Linked DNA regions of Homo sapiens: region 1 is linked to region 2. Evidence: chromatin contacts called from ENCODE Hi-C data. All regions are on one chromosome and are shown on one strand. Each heading gives the region's core, a stretch centred on a gene start or an enhancer-like site at or near the end of the contact. The rest is flanking DNA. Distances are from core to core; before and after follow the strand shown. Region 1 overlaps TM9SF2 (transmembrane 9 superfamily member 2). Region 2 overlaps UBAC2 (UBA domain containing 2).

The links. Hi-C counts contacts between places; a loop is a spot of excess contacts on that map. Pooled maps may share reads with other maps.
Region 1: a map of B cell shows a loop between it and region 2 (3-fold over the local background). The contact joins two enhancer-like sites. A Hi-C loop is called at or near these places in 1 of 168 maps with a recorded cell type or tissue (B cell), 17 of 37 single-sample maps with no recorded cell type and 9 of 50 pooled maps.

Annotation. Positions count from the first base shown.
Region 1 is chr13:99,538,422-99,545,306 of GRCh38, reverse strand. TM9SF2 (transmembrane 9 superfamily member 2) reads right to left here. Exons shown (of 17, transcript NM_004800.3): 7 at 5,750-5,861; 8 at 4,514-4,593; 9 at 3,640-3,748; 10 at 1,312-1,444. Among named protein-coding and RNA genes, the nearest start is that of LINC01039, 35 kb to the left of the region's middle. RefSeq lists an enhancer at 1,997-2,056 and a silencer at 2,407-2,476. Within about 2 kb of position 2,371, at least 7 of the 41 ENCODE cell types and tissues checked have a DNase peak (open chromatin) inside an H3K27ac peak, as active enhancers do; they include B cell, where a contact is called at or near this core.
Region 2 is chr13:99,278,492-99,285,217 of GRCh38, reverse strand. All of the region lies in intron 4 of UBAC2 (UBA domain containing 2), which reads right to left. Among named protein-coding and RNA genes, the nearest start is that of GPR18, 23 kb to the right of the region's middle. Within about 2 kb of position 2,542, at least 24 of the 41 ENCODE cell types and tissues checked have a DNase peak (open chromatin) inside an H3K27ac peak, as active enhancers do; they include B cell, where a contact is called at or near this core.

The sequences.
Region 1 (6,885 bases), core at 1,122-3,621, 260 kb before region 2:
TGAAGGTGTGAGTTTGGTTCCCAAACTTATTCAGTGCCAGACATTTGAAAATGATACTGCTCTTTGCAAAGCATTTATATAATTAATTTTATCATAAAAATTTGGAACAACTTTACTAACAAAAATAACTGTGGTATTATGTATTTAATATGTAATCAAACATAAAAAATAAATGTTTACTAAAAAATTATTAAAGGTTAGTTTCTGAATTCTCCCAGTATATTCATTTGTTGCTATTTATCAGTAGCAGGCATCAATAAAGTAAAATACATTAAATAAAGGTAAAATTTAGAAAATTCTATTCATAAACCTTTTTTATCTTCCAATTAAGGAAACTGGAAGACAGTGGAATTAACATATACCCAGAGGTAGTTTCAGAACAATCCCTGTGGCTATCAATACCTCTAAGGAACATTTATTTAAAAAAAAAAATTGTCCTAGTTGGCAAAAATTTAAATACAATTTCTGAAGTCGCTGAGGTAGCTCAAAGAAGAGAATCTTTTTATGGAGGAAGGAAGGTCTTTCCTACACACTCGCTTTCCCTAGAGGAGAGAGATCCTGCTTCCCAAATCCTCCCCAGATGAGAAGGATCTACACAGTGCTTCCTGCCCCATCCCTTCTTTTCCCACCCTCCTCCCTCCGTGGAAGCCAAGAATATCCTGGAACCCTAACCAGACTGTGCCTGCCCACGATGCCTGGGTAAAAGAGACCCTAAATGGTCCCAGTTCTGGGCTGTTTAGACTCAGATGCTGATGGTCTTAAGGACCTGTTCATCTCCAGCCCAGTGCCTCCCTGACAAAGGCTTGGTCTAGGAAGAGCTGAAGGGAGAAACCAAGAGTCAGTCTTTGGGTGCAACTAAACCTGCCCCAAGTCACTTAGATTTTGAGAACCTAAAGGATGCTCAGAAATAATCTGGCTTACCTACCCACTTAGAAAAACTGTGGTGTTTTTTGTTTTTTTTTTTGAGATGGAGTCTTGCACTGTCACCCAGGCTGGAGTGCAGTGGCGCAATCTCAGTTCACTACAACCTCCGCCTCCCAGGTTCAAGCTACTGCCTCAGCCCCACAAGTAGCTGGGATTACAGGCACCTGCCACCATGCCCAGTTTTTGTATTTTTAGTAGAAAGACGGGGTTTCACTATATTGGCCAGTCTGGTCTCAAACTCCTGACCTTGTCATCCACCCGCCTTGGCCTCCCAAAGTGCTAGGATTACAGGCATGAGCCACCATGCCCGGCCAGAAAAACTGGTTTTTAAGCAATTACTGTATTTAGAAAGTATTTTCTACTTGAAAATTTTCAGTTAACACTTACATAGAGTCACAAAGGTCATAATTAAAATCTGTGTCCCGGATCCTAGAAAGACTGATAGCAGCATCCCTTTTCTTGGAGGACGGAATATATCACCATGAACAAGTTTCCAGCCAAATTCTTCCTGGGCATCTTCCTAAAAGGGGAATGAAATCAGTTCGATTGTCTCATGGTATCAACAAGACAACTATAGACAGTTTGTTCACTGTTGAATATGCTGTTACAGAAAACAGGTTTTTTTTAAACTTAAAAATGTTAGTACCTATTTCAATTTTGAAGAATACAGCTTGACTCATGGAGCTTAATATGGCTTTGCTGAACTGTCTTATATGTCAGTTTCTTAAATTTATGACATTAAGGTCTACAAATATACTTATTGAGAAACTTTACAAAGACAATGTGATTGCTACCTAATTCTACTCTAAGTCAAGCTTTGTGATCTGACTTGATGACGATTTTTAGTCACATTCTATCCTCTTCATCCTACTCTTAATGATCTCCACAATAAGCAAATGGCATTAGCTCTCATATTCTAGCTACTTTGCTAATACAGTAAGCATGGATGTAAACATTCATTGAGCACCAACTATAAGCTCGGCTCTGTTTAAAACACCAGATACCACAGTGAGTGTAACAGAAAAATTCCTACTCTCAGGAGTACATGATCTCATTGGGAAGGCAGACAATAAACAAAATAAGTCAGGAAAGTATACTGTACATTAGATGGTAATAAGCGCTGTACAGAAAAACAGGATGTATGGGTGTGTGCAGGACAGGATGTAACATATGTGATGGCTGGGAGGGGTTCAATGGGAAGATCACATTTTGTAAAGATCGGAGGGAGGTAAGGGAACTAGCCATGTAAATGAGGGGCAGACCTTCTTAGCAGATAAAACAGTGAGCTTCGTGAAGGCTCTGAGGTGGAAACCTATGTCTGCCTGGTCTGAGGAACAGCAAGGTAGCCGGCACAGGTGCAGCAGAGTGCTGAGGTAACGTGGGGCCTTAGAAGCCACTGTAAAGCCTCTGACTCTTGCTCTGACTGAACAGAAGTCCCTGGAGGGCCGTGCTCAAGAGTGAAATGATCTGACTTCTGTTTGAGCAGTTTCACTCTGACTGCTGTGCTAAGAGATGGGAAGTAGGACAGGGTTGTGGAAGCAGAGTCACCACTGGCCTGGTTCCACATGGCAACGCTGTGCAAATTAAGATAAAACTCCATTAACAGCAATTATGTGGAACAGCCAATTATAAACAGAGTATTTTAAAATCATTTTAATATTTAATAAGACATAAAATCAATAAAAATCATAGGAAAGAGACTATAGAGTACAAACGTTAAAAGCTTATGAATATTCATATATATTTTCCCCAATCAGAACAGGTCAGAGAGGTTGGGGGACAGGAGGCTGAAGAAGCTGGGGGAAGAGAATACAATAAAAACCTGAGTTTTTTGCATTCATTCCAAATTACTGTGATTCTTGTGAAAATTCTTTTATTATGCTGCCATGAAATGAAGAGTAGAAAATGTGTAACACTGTGCAACTTAAAAAGTTTGAGACTAAAGAGGCTGGAACATGCAATTATTTTAAATATATCAAAAGGTTGAAATGATACAAATTTGTTAAGATTAATTTTAAAAAATTAACCACACAAATAAAAATTGCTTAGGAGTTATTCCATTCAACTTTGTGGTTTCACAAACAGGTATGTGTCAGGGATGGAGAAACCTTACAGAGTTGTAACTGTGCACCTACACCCCACGCTGCACCAGTCCATTCCCACACAGGAGGCTGTGAACAGGTCAGCTCCCAAGGCTGTGCTGACTCCATTTCTATTTTTTTTTTTTTTTTTTGAGACAGAGTCTTGCTCTGTTGCCAGGCTGGAGTGCAGTGGCACGATCTTGGCTCACTGCAGCCTCCGCCTCCTGGGTTCAAGCAATTCTCCTGCCTCAGCCTCCCGAGGTAGCTGGGGCTACAGGTCCCCACCACCACACCCAGCTAATTTTTGTGTTTTTAGGAGAGATGGGGTTTCACCATGTTGGTCAGGCTGGTCTTGAACTCCTGACCTCAGGTGATCCGCCCACCCCGGCCTCCCAAAGTGCTGGGATTACAGGTGTGAGCCACCGCGCCCAGCCAAGAATATTAATTCTTAAGTATCACTTTCTTATTTGAAAATGTGAATTCAAGATAACTTTTGAGAAGAATTTTTTTGTTTTTGTTTTTGTTTTTTGAAGAATGTTTTAAAAGCAGATTCTAAAGCTATTATTTTACCTTTTTGCAAAATAACAATAAACAGTGTCCTTGGCAGACTAAAGACTAAAATGTTTCCACTTACCGTAGAGTCCATCTGATTATATCTAGCAATATCTTTGTGCAGTGTCCGTAACATAATCATAGCTACCATTCCAGATAAGAAGAGAACAATGACCAGGGAATTCATAATGCTGTAGAAATAAGCACATCATGAGTAATCTGTAGCTTAATCCTAGGAACAGTAAAACTCTTTTAAAAACTGTTTATTGAGTAACATTAAAACAGTCTTGATCAAAATCAAAATGAAAGCTATCTGAAATCCAACAAATTCAATGAACTGTGTTCTTTCATGTTTCCCTCCAGTAGATAAATAACATTATATACTTATCATAATACAGTTTCATAGTCTGTTTAGAACTAGAATTTTTTGGTACATGGTCAATATTATGAAATAACTACTGTGCCCAAATCACTGCCACAACAAAGGACTGGCTTGTGCCCTCAAGAAATTTACTGAAGAACAACTTTACTCAGTAAATTAGTGAGTGTCAAAAAGATCAGACAGCAATAGGAAAAGGAGAGTTATGGCAACATGAACAACTCTAGATAAAAGTTTTGAATCATGTTTGAAGGGGATAATAATAAAGTCATAGCAACAACAGCGGCTTCTGTTTCTGAACACTCTTATGTGCCAGACAATGTCCTCAAATATTCTGTCCCATGATGTCCTTTAATCCTCACAACAATCCCATAAGGTGGGTATTTCTAGATAAAGAAACAGACGCTGAGAAATTAAGGGACCTGCTGTGACTCACAATCAGTGGCTGAAAGCCAGGATTTGAACCCAAGGCCAGACTTTTGAATAAAGTAGAGAGGATTTGAGAGTAAATGAGATGTTCAAAGGGACAGAGGGTAGAAAAGTAGAAAGCAAAAGCAGGCTAACTCTGTACTCTTACCTAAACCACTGAATGTGGGTATGAGGCATAGACTCCAGAATATAGTCCCATCTAGACGCCCATCTGATCTTATCATCTTCCTAGAGGAGATTAAAAAATCTCTTTAAGTAAACATCTGCTGACAGCACATTAAGAACAAAAAAAAATCCCATTCAAAGCTTGTCCTTCCATTGAGTCAACAACTGCAATTTCTAAATTATCTAACTTTGGTTAGTCCTGAGATTTGGAGAGTTTCAGATTTACTAAAGTCTAGGGGAAATCAGAGTAAGATTATGCAACCAAAAAAAAAAAAAAAAAAGAATTCCTAGTAATACCTACTAAAAGTATTGCTTTAAATTATAACTAGATGTTTAGATGTCAACATTTAGACCTATATGTAGGTTTTTTTTTTTTTTTTAAGAAAATAATGGAATGGAATGGAATAATTATTCTTTTCTTTATGCCGGGGGCAGCTAACCAGACCAGTCATTCCAGGCACACTGAGCTCTTAATATCTAGAAATATATACTATTTACTGCACCAGGTTTGCAAAATGAAACATTATACGGGGATATTAAACATCACAACTATATTGGATTGCCAAAAGTTTTAAAAAATAGAGTTGGAACACTGCCTAAGATTCTTGCATTTTAATGATAAACTTGCATTTTAAGAAACTTCGCTAATAAAAATACTCCCTTCAATTTTCTAAGACAATCTCCCAATCGGAAACTCTTCATTTAAAGTTCATAATTAAATCTTGATTTTAAAAATGGTGAAAAAATAAAGGTAGAATACTAAGATTCTCATAACAATGAATTTGCATTTTAAGAAACTTCGTTAATGAAAACACTCCCTTCAATTTTCTAAGACAATCTACCAATTGGAAGCTCTCCATTTAAAGTTCACACTTAAATCCTTTAAAGTACGGTGTTGATTTCCCAAATGGTTTCTGAATATATCTCTGGCATTTCCATCCCGTCCTCTAGGCCTGTTTTCTACTTTTGTCTTATATGTATCTCTTATGCTTAACACTAAATCAGGCTCAAGTCTTCAACTTCCTCTATATTCTCATTTAAACTAAGACTCAGTTACAAGAGTGATTATGTTGCTTGGTACACCGACAAACTATCCTAAAAATCAGCTCATTAATAGCTTCTTTATTTGACAAGCATAATCAGTAACATTTTAATTAGTTTAAGTAGTACAAATTTAAAATCAATTTCAGAGTTATACTAAAGATAACAACAGACTCACCTCGAAGCTAACAGAGTAAGTATAGGCAATTTTTATCTCCCCAGAAGCCTTGTTACTTATGTCCATGGGGGGCCCTGAGCAGTCTGGTTTATCTATATGGGTATGTTTGAAGCTGTGGGAAGAAACATTTTGGCAAGATGCTGATAAAGTACAACTTTTTAAAAATGAGGTAAAGGTTACAGATTTTGTACGTATTTTAAAATGCTGCTGACAAAGGTGAAATTATTCATGTCACACTTAATAGCATAAATATTTACATCATATGTGTACAAAATTATAAACATACTTTTGAAAACACTATACTTGAAGAGCATTTAAATAATCTTTTTTTTTTTCTTTTTTTTTTTTGGGACAGGGTCTTGCTCTCTTACCCAGGCCTGAGTGCGGTGGTGCCATCACAGTTCAATGCAGCCTCAAACTCCTGGGCTCAAGTGATCCTCCCACCTCAGTCTCCCAAGTAGATGGGACTACAGGTGTGTGCCACCACACCCCACGCCCAGCTAATTTTTCATTTTTTGTAGAAACAAGGTCTTGCTATGTTGCCCAGGCTGGTCTTGAACTCCTGGGCTCAAGCAATCCTACTGCCTCAGCCTCTCAAAGTGCTGGGATTACAACATGAGCCACCATGCCTGGCCTTTTTTGTTTTTTGTTTTGTTTTTGAGACAAGGTCTTGCTTTGTCACCCAGGCTGGTGTGCAGTAGTGTGATCTTGGCTCACTGCAGCTTCAAACTCCTGGGTTCAAGTGATCCTCCCACTTCAGCCTCCTACAGGCACGGGCCACAGTGCCCAGTTAATTTTTAAATTTTCTGTAGAGACAGGGTCTCACTATGTTGCCCAGGCTGGTCTTGAACTCCTGGGCTCAAGTGATCCTCTCACTTCAGCTTCCTACAGGCACATGCCACCATGCCCAGCGAATTCATTTTCTGTAGAGACAGGGTCTCATTATGTTGCCTAGGCTGGTCTTGAACTCCTGGCCTCAAGTGATCCTCCTGCCTTGGCCTTCCCAAAGTGTTCAGATTACAGGTGCGAGCCACTGTGCCTGGCTAAATAATCTTATTTAAAAAAAAAAAATACTGATGAAGTTTAACTGCCATCTTATTATGGCATGTATTTCTTGACCACCAGTGCATGAGAAA
Region 2 (6,726 bases), core at 1,293-3,792:
AAATGTAAAAGGGCATTTCCAAGCTAATAGGATAAATGTGGAAACAGTAGTTTCAGTAGTAAATAATATTACAGAATTATGAATAATTTTGTTAGGTAAGGTAACATTATGGTTATATAAGAAATGCCATTTTAGAGCTTTCTGAAATATGAAATATGATATTATGATGTCTGGAAATTGCTTCAAAATACTTTTAAAATGCCAGGGAATGGAAAGAGGATAGCAAAAATGTTAATTACTGAATCTGGGTAATAGGGCTCATTTTATTCTCTCTGCTTGTGTCACTGAAATTTTTCATGAAAAAGTTATAAAATGTTATTCCAAGAGAAATACGAAAACTACACATTATTTTCATCTACTGCTTCACCTTCACAAACTTTAATTTTCCAGCAGCCTTAGAATATGTATCGTTTTCTGTAAGTCCTGGCTTACAGTCTTCAAAAATGCCAAGGTCGCCCAAGACAGACTGAGGAACAGTCCGGATTAAACAGTAAGGGGATGTACCAATGAAATGCAACATGTAATACTGAACCAGACGATGGACTAGAATTTTGATTTTCCTTTTTGCCATAAAGGACATTATTTGGACAATTGCCAGATGTGAATAAAGTAATACATACTCATGGTATTTTGGAGTCAAAGGGACATTATGTCTACAACTTGCTTTCAAATGATTCAGAAAAAATACTGTGTAGAGAGAAAATGATAACAGCAAATGCGGAAAATGTTAATAACGGGGGCATCTGGTTTTAGGGTATATGGGAGTTCTTTGTTTTATCCTTGCAACTTTTCTATAAACCAGAACTATTTTAAAATTTTCAAAAAGTATAAAACATAAGTGGCAGCATTTGGTAGCTACTGAAAAGAAACAGCAGTTTCTTCAGTCTATTAAATGAAAATACAAGTAATAGCTAAATAACTGGAGTGTCATATAGTGCTTCTTCAGGCCCCATTCATGGGGGCACTTCCCCCCAATTGGAACTTTTTTTCTTTGCATTGTGTGTTTATTTGTACTTCTTATTTTAGCAGCAAAGTTTGAATACAATCATATAAGTTGTCTTTGGACATTTACATTGCTAAAGTTGAAATACACAGCCTCAGTCTGGCAAGTTAAAATGCTCAAGTTGCTTCCTGCTATAGTGACCATTAACTAGACTGTTTTACCTTTAAAAATAAAGTGGCATTGGCCAGGCGTGGTGGCTCACGCCTGTTATCCCAGCACTTTGGGAGGCCAAGGCAGACAGATCACGAGGTCAGGAGTTTGAGACCAGCCTGACCTACATGGTGAAACACCGTCTCTATTAAAAATACAAAAATTAGCTGGGCGTGGTGGCACACGCCTGTAATTTCAGCTACTCAGGAGGCTGAGGCAGGAGAATAGCTTGAACCCGGGAGGCAGAGGCTGCAGTGAGCCGAGATAGCACCACTGCACTCTGGCCTGGGTAAAAGAGCAAGACTCAGTCTCAAAAAAAAAAAAAAAAAAAAAAAAAAAAAAAAAAAAAAAGGTGGCATTAAGGCATTAAGGAAATGTCTGAGCCACAATTCAGACAGGCATGAGTTTCCATCCAGGCTTGCCACTTAAGTAGCCGTCACTTAGTGACTCAATCCTCAGACCCTCAGCTTTCTCATGTAGAACACAGCAATAGCAACATCTACTCTTGCAAGTCTGCTTGTGGCTATTCATTTAAATCTGGCTATTCATTTAAATCAGGAACATATGTCAAACAAGGCTCTACGGTACAAAATTGTTCAATATAAATTTATTAAGATTTCTTAAGAGAAAGGGTAAATCCTGCTGTCAAAAAAAAATCTCCAAATGGAATGCGTAATGTTAACATTTCATAATGTTACTCCATATTTTTCCTTCATATTGTCACTGATATTAACAAACCTATCCTTGGTATTGTCATTTATTTATACAGCAAATAATTATCAAGTGTCTCTATGAACCAGCTGCTATTCTACACACTGGAATAACAGCTGAAAACCACACAGACCAAGTTGCTCTCTGAATCCTACATCCTAGAAGCCAATATTAAACATTAAGTAAGTAAACAAAATAATTTTAGGAGAGAGAACTGTAAAGTGTTGATTCTAGCTCTGGTGTACCCATGACTGATTATTTGCCTTCCTAAATATTCTCTGAGCTACTTTAATAAATTCCCTTTCTGCTGAATCAGCCAGAATTCATTCTATTACTTCAACTAACAATCCAGCCAAAACAGGGATGCCTATTCTCTTGTAACTGACAAAGCCTTTTTCCTTTAGTTCAGATAACAAAAGCACATTAGATTTCAAGCACATTAGATATTTCAGAACTCAACACATAACATATACCAAAAAATCCAACCCTAAGACAGGTATGAGATTATTTTTGTGTGCTGTATATTTTGCTATAGTTACCAAGACATGGTTAGCATTTTGAATTTTTTTTCTTAGAACAATACAATGATCTAAATCTAAAATCTTTCACAAGGTGCAACTTTCCAGTGATAAACAAGAACAGGAAGTGAATCTTGAATACAACCAGACTTCAAGTTCCCTTCACTATTAAAGTATCTCCTTTGCTGTCTGTTACCTGAGTCTCACTTAACCAGCGTTAAACTTCCATCATTCTAGCCCAACAGTTATAAATATCTTTATTTCTTTTTGAACAAAACATATTTCCTATTAGACTGGAAATTTTGACACACTCAAATGTTTGAAGTCCCAAGAGGAAGACAGCTAAAATAAAAGGAATTGAGCAGCAAAGCAACTCAGAAAAGCAGAAATGAAAACAGATGTTAAACCTCTTTAAAACAAATTTTTACTAATAGCCTCAACCAAAGCTATTTCAGTCAACTACTAGAAATATTCTACCTAGTCAAAAGTTCTCAACAAGCTTCCTAGGTCATGAGCTCCTCAAGGGTGTGGGCTAACTCTTTCCAGGGTTCTATCTACCACCCAGCATCATGCATGTCATGACTCTCCATCATGGGTGATTTTGCCCCCCAAGTGTCATTTGGCATTATCTGGAGACATTTTTAGTTGTCATGACTGGGGTAAGACTGGGGAAAGGAGGTTTTGCTAACAGCATACACTGGGTGGAGGCCAGTGATGCTGCCAGCCACCCTGCAGTGCACGGGACCGCCCCCACCGCAAAGGGTTATGCAACTAAAATGTCAAAAGTGCTGAGGGTGAGGAAACTCTAGCTTAGGTCAATGATGCCACTGCCCTTCATGTTCAAATACAAAATCACTTATCATGTGGCTTCATGTAGACTTCTGGCAACAGCTTACACGCCCTTTTAAACTGGATACATTAGGTCTGCTCCCTGGTAAGACACTCTGGCCACTGAGACCGCAGTTTGAAATTCCTGCAGTGTTAAAAGCCTGAGTCTCCTTTCACAATTAGCCAGCAATCCATAAGGTAAGTACCTCTGCACGCCACTTTGATTCAGAAGGCACAGATCTTCAAACATTACTAAAATCTTGTTAAAATGATTGGCAATCTCAGTTCCTAATCAGTCCTCAGGCAATGTCAAGACATAAGTGAGACAAGAAAAGCCTCTTCCTCTTGTTATGTATCTTCTAACATCATGATTTTTCTTTTATCAATTTATAGAAAATAGCGCTGAAGGTTTCTGAGCCTGTTTCCTCAAAGTAGATGCGAGTTCTCACCTTCCAGGGCTGTTCTAAGGAGAGAAAGTGGCACACCTGCAGAGTGTCTGGGATGAGCCTGGCGTGTGCTTGCTGACTACCAAGGTGACATAGTACCAAGTACAATGCCGGACACATGGTATCCAACACCCAAATACTGAACTGAGCCCAAAGTGTGAGAACTTTTTGGTTGAGAAAGGAGATATCTTGTGAATATAAGAATGAATGGATTATATGCTTCTCTCTTAGGTAAGATGCTGGAAATGATTTTATAAGTCCACATTTCAATCCTTAAAAAAAAAAATCACTGAACCCAAATGTGAAATTCAACTTTTATACTTTTTTGTTGTTGCTGTTGTTTTTTTTTGTTTTGTTTTGTTTTGTTTTTTTTGAGATGGAGTCTCGCTCTGTCACCCAGGCTGGAGTACCATGGTGTGATCTCATCTCACTGCAACCTCCTCTGCCTCCTGGGTTCAAGCTATTCTCCTGCCTCAGCCTCCCAAGTAGCTGGGATTACAGGTGCCCGCCAACACACCTGGCTTATTTTTGTATTTTTAGCAGAGATGGAGTTTCACTATGTTGGCCACGCTGGTCTCAAACTCCTGACCTCAAGTGATCTGCCTGCCTCGGCCTCCCAAAGTGATGGGATTACAGGCGTGAGCCACCACGCCCAGCCTACATTTTTCTCTTAAGTAACAGATTTGAGGTAGCTTACTGAGTGAGAAAGAGAGAGAGAGAGAGAGAGAGAGGGAAAGAAGAAGGAAGGAAGAAGGGAGGGAAGGAAGAAAGGAAAAAGGACATTAGCAGAGACACAATAATTTAGTGCAAAAAAATAACTGAAGCAACTAGCATGTGGCAGACCGATCCCAGTCAGCTTTCTTTGTCCCTTTGGTATTAAAGAACACTCTTCACTACTCCATGCTGAGGGAGCTGTAAGAGAGAGTAAGATCCTGCTCTTTCAAAAGCATCCAGTTGAGAGAGTGGTCAATTAGGTAAATAATTACCATCTCAAGTAATGAATGTTTCACATAACTTACAAGCACAAAGTTAACTGGGAGCAAGAAGGAAGGAGAGGTTAATTCCAACTCTGGCTGGAGCAGGGTTTCGTGGAGCAGAGCTACCCAAGGGGACACTTGAAGTTCTCCTTGTTTTCTTGGTAGAAGTTTGTCAAGCAAAGGGGAGAAGGGATGTTGTAACCACAATTGTCGTAATAAATGAATCCAGAGAAATCTGTAATGATGTATGCGTGACAGGCAGTAGTGAGTAATGCAATTTAGCTGACATGCAGAGTACAAGGAAGGAATGACAGAAAATGAGGCTGGGAAGATTGGCTGGAGCTCTGAGGTGTGTCACAAGCAAGTTAAACTTTATAAAACAGCAGGAGGAAGCCATAGGAGATTTCTCAAGGTGTAAAGGAATAAGACCAGATCTCCTTTGTAGATAAAATTAGGGGAGTGGGGCAGTGCAGATGATGGCATTGAGATGGTGACAGGGAGAACAGTTAGGAGGCTACAGCAATAGTCCAAACCAAAGGAGATGAAATCAAAAGATCAAATACTTTTCATTAATCTATTTGCTCTATCAATCCATCCATCTCACAGTTGTGTCCACTATGTGGGAGCCACTATGCTAACCAAGTGCTATCAACTGAATGTTTCTGTCCTCTCCAAATTCACATGTTAAAATCCTAACCCCCAGTGTGATGCTCTTAGGAGGTGGGGCTTTTGAGTGGTGATTAGGTCATGAGGGTAGAGTCTTCACAAATAGGATTAGTGCCCTTATAAAAGGGAACCCATTGAACTCTCTGCTTTCTGCCATGTGAGGACACCACGAAAAGACAGCCCCAAACACCAAATCTGCCAGTGCCTTGATCCTGGACTTCTCAGCCTCCAGAACTGTGAGAAATAAATTTCGGTTGTTTATAAGTCACACAGTCTAGGGCATTTTGTTAGAGGAGCCTGAACAGGCTAAGGCAGTGAGGCATCATTAGTGAGACAAACTAACACAGTCTCCTCCTGGCACAAAGTCTGTATTCTAGTGGAGGTGGCAGGTATCAAATCATTTGTTACATCTTATTTACTATCTATAGTGATGAGTGCTATAAGAAAGAAAAATGTTCTAAGAAAGCATATCACAAGAGACTGTGACCTAGTCTGAGGGTGGGGGTAGTCAAAGACAGCTTCTGCAAAAAATTACCTTTAAGCTTCTCTTGAAACACTTGAATGGTGGCAGTTTATTCTCTCACATCCTTCATTCTAGATACAAATTTTGATCAACTTTTTATTAGTCAACTTTGCTCTGTGCAATCACATTCAAGCATTTAAGTATTTATTTACTAAAATCCCCGGTAGGGCTAACCAAACCAGTAGGTACTGTTGGGAGGGGAAGAGGAGTGGGGATCAGTGCAAAAGCAGGGGAGATAAAGGGGTAAGAAAAGGGGGAAAAGGAGAAAAGAGGTGGCAAGCCGAGAGGGAGGTGGGAAAAGGAAGGAGAAAGGGAACAGCTTAAAATCCAAAGGCTTTGGCTACACAACAGCAGACTAAAGTCTACTTTTCTCAGTATAAATACTGAGTAACTCATGAAGGAAAGTCAACATTCACACACATTTGTTATAATCAATACTCAGAAATATAATTCTCTGCAAACTGATGATCATGAGGAACCATAAGCCTGACAGTTTCTGTTGCTTTACCTTGACTTGGAGGCATGGCGGTTTTAGATTCAAGTGATGTAGGTTAAAATTTCAACTGAGTTATATGTTCCTGGACAGATTTCTTAGTCTCTCTAAAAATGTTTTCGTACCAGTAAAACAGATATAACCCTATCAACAAAGTTTATTTTTTAAATAGGAATTAAAGGAGAGAAGATATCTAAAATATCTATCCATTCAACTTATCTAATCTATTATTCCAAACATGTTAATGTGATCGCTTCAAATTTGGAGATCCAGGTAGTCCTATTTTTAGGTTGAGAAATATCACTTTTTTTCACTTTTAAAGACACTGATCATTTTTCAAGCTATGATGATTATTTATATGTTGGCTATTTAGCCCAAATTCAAAGCAGAGACACAATAATTTAGAAAGCT